Regions from separate parts of the Homo sapiens genome. Here region 1 is linked to region 2. Evidence: chromatin contacts called from ENCODE Hi-C data. All regions are on one chromosome and are shown on one strand. Each heading gives the region's core, a stretch centred on a gene start or an enhancer-like site at or near the end of the contact. The rest is flanking DNA. Distances are from core to core; before and after follow the strand shown. Region 1 overlaps LOC105379013 (a long non-coding RNA gene). Region 2 has its middle 49 kb from the start of LINC02219.

Region 1 (3,474 bases), core at 341-2,840, 280 kb after region 2:
CCTCGAACAAACTCTTTAACCTTGCATAGACTCAGTTACCTTGTTTATAAGACAGGCACAATAATTAGTGCCTACACCAAAGAGTTGTGAGAGTTAGATGAAATACCATAGGTAAATTGCCTATTTTTACTGCCTGCAACATAGTAAGTTCCCCAAACTGATATAGAAATGAATAGATAGATAGAGGCAGAGATGTACAAGAGCTCTGGAATCTCAGGTTCCTATAAAATGGATTGCCAGGTAAAATACAGTATTCAGTCAAATTTTAACTTCAAAATAGAAATAATTTTTAGGATAAGCGTGTTCTAAATATTTCATGGACCAAACATACTAAAAAATTCTCTGTTGCTTGTATTCATTTTCTATTGCTGCTCTAGTAAATTATCACAAACTTAGTGGCTTTAAACCAACACAAAGTTATTGCCTTACAGTTCTGTAGTTCAGAAGTCTAATACGCATTTCACTGCGCTAAAATCAAGGTGTCAACAGGGCAGGCCCCCATTCCTTTCTGGAGGTGCTAGCAGACAATGTGTATTCTTGCCTTTTCCCACTTCTGGGGCCACCCACACTCTTTGGTTCATGGCCTGTTCCTCATCATCAAAGCCAGCAATGTTACATCTCTCTGATCCTTCTTCCTTAGTCAGATCTCTCTCTGATTGCAGTTGGCAAAAGTTGTCCACTTTTAAGACCTTATTTGATTAGATTTGGCCCACCTGGATAATCCAGGCTATTCTCCCCATTTCAAGGTTCATATCTTTAATCACATCTGAAAGTCCCTTTTGCCAAGTAACATAATATAGTCATAGGTTCCAAGGATTCGAACATAAATATCTTTTGTGGAATATTATTCTGCCTACAATATTGTTTATCTGAAATTCAAATTTAGCTAGGTAACCTGTTGTCTCTTTGCTAAATCTGGTAACCCTACCTATAAAACTTTGATTAACTGGAAGGAAAAATACTAATTTTCCCTTTCCATAGAGCCTCAACTATATCTTTTATTAATTCTTATTTCCATTCTATGATTCCTCCATATGCATCCCCCTTTATGCTGTATTATGTGTATTTCTGTTTCAAATTTTATTTTTTTTTAAATAAAATTTGCGCCTTGAACACCCAGGCTCATGTGATCCCCCCACGTCAGCCTCTCAAGCAGCTGGCACTACAGGCATGCACCTCTGTGCCTCGTTAATTTTTTCTATTTTTTGTAGAGACGAGGTTTAGCTATGTTGCCCAGGCTGGTCTCAAATTCCCGGCCTCAAGCAATCCTCCCACCTTAATCTCCCAAAGCACTGGGATTACAAGCATGAGTCACCACACCTGGCCTAACATTGCACATTTTATGGAGGTCTGTAGCTGTTTGTAAAATGCATATGTGTGTGTAAAGAGAAATTCTGTATCTTGACTTTCATTAAGTCTAAATGAGATTTGGACTTATATAATCAGAAGTAGGAAGGGAAAACAGAAACCACTCTAGGTATTTCAGGCAGGAAAAGAACTTAATACAAGGAAGTGGATGCATACAAAACTTCTGTAAGGGCTATGAAAGGTCAAGGGTGAAAGTTCAAGGAAGGAAGTTCAGGGAAAGCCACAAACTTTCAAATTTGCTGCTAGCTTTCAGAGACAGAAGGTTTCAGGGACTACAGGAAACTGCTGGTGATGGTATCATCTGTTTCTAACACTGACGTTGATGATTCACAGGGAGATGTCGGGGAGCCAATACAAAATCTGGTATTTGCTGAAACCCACACATTTGCTCTCTTCTGCAGAGTAGCATTATGTGGCTTCTACCTCTCTTGTACCTTCTTAATCTCATGTCAGTATATGATCTGGAACTCTGTTGGCAAAGATGCTGGAAAATGTGGTTTCCAGGCATCCAGCCCCCAATAATAAAAGGGAAGAGGGTAACAGAGAAGCTGTCAGATACAGCTAAAGAAAGAACTCCAAAGGCTGGAAGGGATAAAACTTTTGCCAAAGGAAGAGGTAAAAAACATTACCTGTGCATAGATTCCTGATTATTGTAAAATACCTCCCACTCTAAGTCTTCTGTACTGTATGCAACTTCTCTTTTAAGGCGATACTTTGGGCTTGACATAGTGGCTTATGCCTGAATTCCCAGCACTTTGGAGGGCTGAGGCAGGAGGATCTCTTGGAGTCCAGGAGTTCAAGATGAGCCTGGGAAATCTGGTGAAACCCCGTCTCTATAAAAAAATACAAAACTTAACAGGGCATGGTGGTGAGTGCCTGTAGTCCTAGCTACTTGGAATGCTGAGGCGGGAGGATTGCTTGAGCCCAGGAAGTTGAGGCTGCAGTGAGCTGAGATTCCACCACTGTACTCCAGCCTGGATGACAGAGTGAGATCCTGTCTCAAAAATAAATTTTTAAAAATAATACTTTGTTAATTTGTTGTGGCTGCCTCATTGTTTTCTGGGCTTAGCCTAGCCGTCAGATTTCATTGACTACATACTCTTGACCATCAGAATTTTGTTTTTCACATTTAAGGTGCCATCATGTAAAGAGAGAAATCTTGATAAATATGTTTGTCTCTAGGGTTAATTACCAAACTGTAAGAATATGATCGTTTTGTTATCTATTGTTGTGAAACAAACCACACTCCAAAACTTAGTGGCTTAAAACAATAATTTACTCCTTCTCATAATCAGTGGCATAGGAATTCAGGCAGGGTTCAGCTGGCTCTTCTGTTCCAGTGAGGATGGCTGGGTCACTCGCTCAGCTATAGTCAGGTGGTGGCTAGCTGAGCTACAAGATCTAAGGAGGATTCCCACACCTGTGTGGTGCCTTGGTGCTCCTCCACATGGCTTCTGTCCATCCATGTGGCTAACTTAGGCTCGGCACAATACAATCTCAGACAGTCAGGCTCCTTACACCGTGTTTATACACACACACATTATACACATGTACTACGGACAATCTGTTAAATGGTAGTCAAGCCTAATGTCTTTTATTTTTTAACGAACATAAATAGAAAGAGAAGATCTTATATTGCTTTTATTACACTCTACTGTGGCAATCACTGATCTACTTTTCCATTTCAGTCTCATCATCCCTTTCTTAGTTTTCTTGTTAACTCCCTACCCTGATCCCTTCTACCTCCCACGAGGTGACACGGGGAGCTTACTCCATCTTTGTATCCTCTTCCTGTCACCTGGATTTTTCAAATATGTAATAGAACTTGGCTTTGTTCCACACTTCACAGTAGGTATCTAGGAAATAAATACATCATGTACTTAGACCTGAGCATTGTGAGAGCTTACAGCTTGTAGTTGGGTAAAGTGGATTTGTTCTTCTTTTATTTTGTTTTTGTTTGTTTGTTTTGAGACAGGGTCTCACTCTGTCACCCAGGCTGGAGTACAGGGGCGCAATCAAGGCTCACTGTAGCCTTGTTACACTCGACATCCCAGGTCCTCCTACTGCCTCAGCCTCCTAAATAGCTGGGACCACAGGTGTGCACCA
Region 2 (3,747 bases), core at 930-3,429:
GCCCACCCAGAGTGAGGGTGAGTCTGCCTTTCCCAGTCCACTAACTCAAATGTTAATCTCCTTTGGCAACACCCTCACAGACACACCCAGGAACAATACTTCGCATCCTGCAATCCAATCAAGTTGACACTTAATATTAACCATCACAGGTGTGTTTATGTTTGACTATTTGAGCTAATGTGAATATTGCCTGACATCCAGAAGTGAAAAAGCACTGGGGTTTTGTGGGGGTTTTTTTGTATTTTTTTTGTTTGTTTAGTTTTTTGTTTGCTGGCCTGAAGCATGGATAATTAGGAGCAGAATTTATGACTGAGCCCAGGGTCACAGATGTTGAGGGTAATAACTATAATGATATCATGGAAAGTTAGAGATGAAAGGGATGTTAAAAACCAACTAGTTAACCCTATCATTTTGCAAATGGGAAACAGAGGACTAGACGTGTTGTGACTTGTGATGTCTGTCAGAACACCTTCTGAGTAATTAAGGGTTGAACTGAATCAGGAGGTTGAAGACAAGATCAATTCAATGAACTGCCCACGACTACAAGGCTAAGCCATGCTCACTCAGCCTGGACCAGGTCTCCTTGTATTCTTGGTCATTTATTCCTTCATTTAGCAGTTTGCTTGCTTAAGATACCAGTGGTTGGGAGCATATGCTGCTTATCAGGCACTCTGATAAACAAGTTTATTTGGATTATCTCACTTAATCATCACCACAACTCAGTGAAGCAAGCAACATTATTATTCTAATTTAACATGGGAGGACATTGATTCTTAGAAGGATTAGGTAACTTGACCAAGGTCAAAATTAAATAGCAGAGTCAGCAGTAAACCCAGGTGCATCGACCCTATCCAGAGCTCTGAATTCTTGCAGTATTTCATAAAGAGATGGAGGGTAAGCTATTATCACATAAATTTTTTTCCTGAAGAATTGAGATCTTCAACAATATTCAAACAATACTGTTAAAATATTGTTTTAACAATATTAAAACAATGTCAGCAGTCTCCCCCGTAGCCCACAGAAAGTGGGAAAACCGCAGCCAGATTCAGGTTCTCACAGCCCTCCACTCTGAGCTCTTCCCTCATGCCTTGGGCTACAGGTCCACATTTTTTATATCAAGATCTTAAATGCCTCACCCAGGCAAAGTAGCTTCCATGGACAGCCTCCGCTTTCACCCCTAAGACAATCTGAAATCATCCCCAGCTGATAATGATAAGTCCTTCCAAAAGGTCCAACCTCACCACACAACAATGAAAAAAAAATTGATCTTTTACTGAAGACTCTGAAGAAAACCAGAGAATCATCCTCCACAGAGTAGAACTCATCACAATATCATGAAACATTTTGATTCTTTCCTGACGGATTTCTCCTGCTTCTAGCTGATTCTTCTATTTTTTTCCCTTGCATATGTCTACCAACCTTTTCTAGTGGAGCAGTTCAACTCTGGCCTTGCCCAAAACCCCTTCAACTCCCCCACCAGCAACATGAAAGCCTAGTGGTTAGCTAAACAGTACTAAGCCTGTCTCCAGAGATTCAGTTCCTGTCACTACAAAAGCCTTACCTGGTCAACCCTTAAATCCACTGTTGTTGCACCAACAACCACTCTACATGTCTCACCCCTTTTCTAACCTCCTTTCTCTCTTCATGTTCTCCTCAAGGAAGAGGAAAAGGGGTCAAGGAAGTGATTCTGAACAAGAAATTCTTACAGCATCTCTTCCCCCACCATACTCTGCCCCTGCACACATGTACACACATACACACATGCAAACACACACACACACTTTCACTCCAGAGATATCTAGCCTTCAGAGAAATTTAAAGATGTTTCTCCTGCTAAGCACTTTTTTCAGTTGCCTGATCACAAATAAACTAGATTTTAATGTTAAAAACTAGAAAATGAAACAAAGCAAGAAAAATAATACCCTACATTCCAGAAACTGAAAAATTCTTGTAACAAAGAATAAGTCAAATCAGAAACTGAAAAATGCAGATAATAAAACACAACATAGCAGAATCTATGGAATATAATTAAAGCAATGCTGAGAGGAAATTTTATATTTATGTAGTTAAAAGGAAAAGTTTAGACAAAACAAATTTAACAGAGTTTATTTTAGCATTAAATGATTCATGAATCAGGAACACTCAAAACCGGAAGAGGTTGAGACAGCTCCACTGAACCTGCATGAGCTGCAGGCCTTTATAGGCTGAATTGAGAAGCAAAATAATCAAATTACTTGATTGGTTATAGCTCGGTATTTGTCTTATTTGGGTCTGATCCAGTGGAAAGTCCCTACTTAGAGGTCGGTTGGCAGTTTCTGACTGGTTAAGTGTAACTAGTGTAACTTTCATTTTACTATGTACATGGGATTGGGTTTTGGTTTGTCTACATAGGAACCCCAGGCGCTGGCACCATCTCAGCCTAATGGCCTCCCAATTAATTGTTTTAACAATATTAATAAATAAGAAAGAAGTAAGTACATAATTCAAAAATTTAGAAAATGAACTATCAAAGAAACCCAAGGAAAGACTAAGTGAAAATAAAAGCATGAGTCAATTAATTATAAAACCAAAAGTATTATAAAATCAATAAATAAAGCCAAGAACAAGAAAAACAATAAAAGAGAGCCCATTAGCTAGTCTTTTTTTTTTTTTTTTTTTTTTTTTTTTTTTTTTCTGAGACAGCCCCATTAGCTAATCTTATCAAAAGCAAAATAGGGGCTGGGTACCATGGCTTACACCTGTAATCCCAGCACTTTGGGAGGCCAAGGCAGGAGGATCACCTGAGGTCAGGTGTTTGAGACCAGCCTGGACAATATGGTGAAACTCTGTCTCTACTAAAAATACAAAAATTAACTGGGCATGTTGGTGGGTACCTATAATCTCAGCTACTTGGGAGGCTGAGGTGGGAGAATCGCTTGAACCTGGGAGGCAGATGTTGCAGTGAGCCAAGATTGTACCACTGCACTCCAGCCTGGGTGACAGTGAGATTCAGACTCAAAAAAAAAAAAAGTCCTAGCCAGAGCAATCAGACAAGAGAAAGAAAGGAAAAGAAGTCAAATTATCTCTCTTTGTGGAGGTTATGGTTCTATATCTAGAAAACTCTGAAAACTCTGTCAAAAGGCTTCTGGAACTGATAAATGACTTCAGTAAAGTTTTAGGATACAAAGTCAATGAGCAAAAATCAGTACTATTTCTAAACACCAATAACACTCAAGCTGAGGGCCAAAAAAAAAACATAATTCCATTTTCAATAGCCACACACAAAAAAATAATACCTCAGAACATATCTAACCAAGGAGATTAAAGATTTCCACATGGAGAACTGCAAAACACTGCTGAAAGAAATCATAAATGACATAAACAAATGGATAAATACTCCATGTTCGTGGTTTGGAAGAATCAATATCATTACAATAGTTATACAGCAATCTACAGATTCAATGCTATTCCTATCAAGCTAACAAAGTCATTCTTCACAGAACTAGAAAACACTATTCTAAAATCCATATGAAACCAAAAAAAGAGCCCAAATAGCCAACACAATCCCAAGCAAAAAGAACAAAGCTGGAGGCATCGTGCTACCTGACTTCAAACTATACTACTGGGCTACAGTAACCAAAACAGCATGGTACTGGTATAAAAACAGACACAGAGACCGATGGAACAGAATGGAGAACTCAGAAAGAAAGCGGCATACCTACAGCCATCTGATCTTCAACAAAGGCAACAAAAATAAGCAGTGGGGAA

What was found. A loop is a pair of places that touch in the nucleus more often than their neighbours do. Pooled maps may share reads with other maps.
Region 1: a loop to region 2 is called in a pooled map, with 2.3 times the contacts of the local background. The contact joins two enhancer-like sites. A Hi-C loop is called at or near these places in 20 of 37 single-sample maps with no recorded cell type and 5 of 50 pooled maps.

What each region holds. Positions count from the first base shown.
Region 1 is chr5:68,423,686-68,427,159 of GRCh38, forward strand. It overlaps LOC105379013 (a long non-coding RNA gene), which reads right to left. Exons shown (of 5, transcript XR_007058804.1): 5 at 2,627-3,474. Among named protein-coding and RNA genes, the nearest start is that of PIK3R1, 210 kb to the left of the region's middle. Within about 2 kb of position 1,591, at least 8 of the 41 ENCODE cell types and tissues checked have a DNase peak (open chromatin) inside an H3K27ac peak, as active enhancers do.
Region 2 is chr5:68,139,437-68,143,183 of GRCh38, forward strand. No RefSeq gene overlaps it. Among named protein-coding and RNA genes, the nearest start is that of LINC02219, 49 kb to the right of the region's middle. Within about 2 kb of position 2,180, at least 2 of the 41 ENCODE cell types and tissues checked have a DNase peak (open chromatin) inside an H3K27ac peak, as active enhancers do.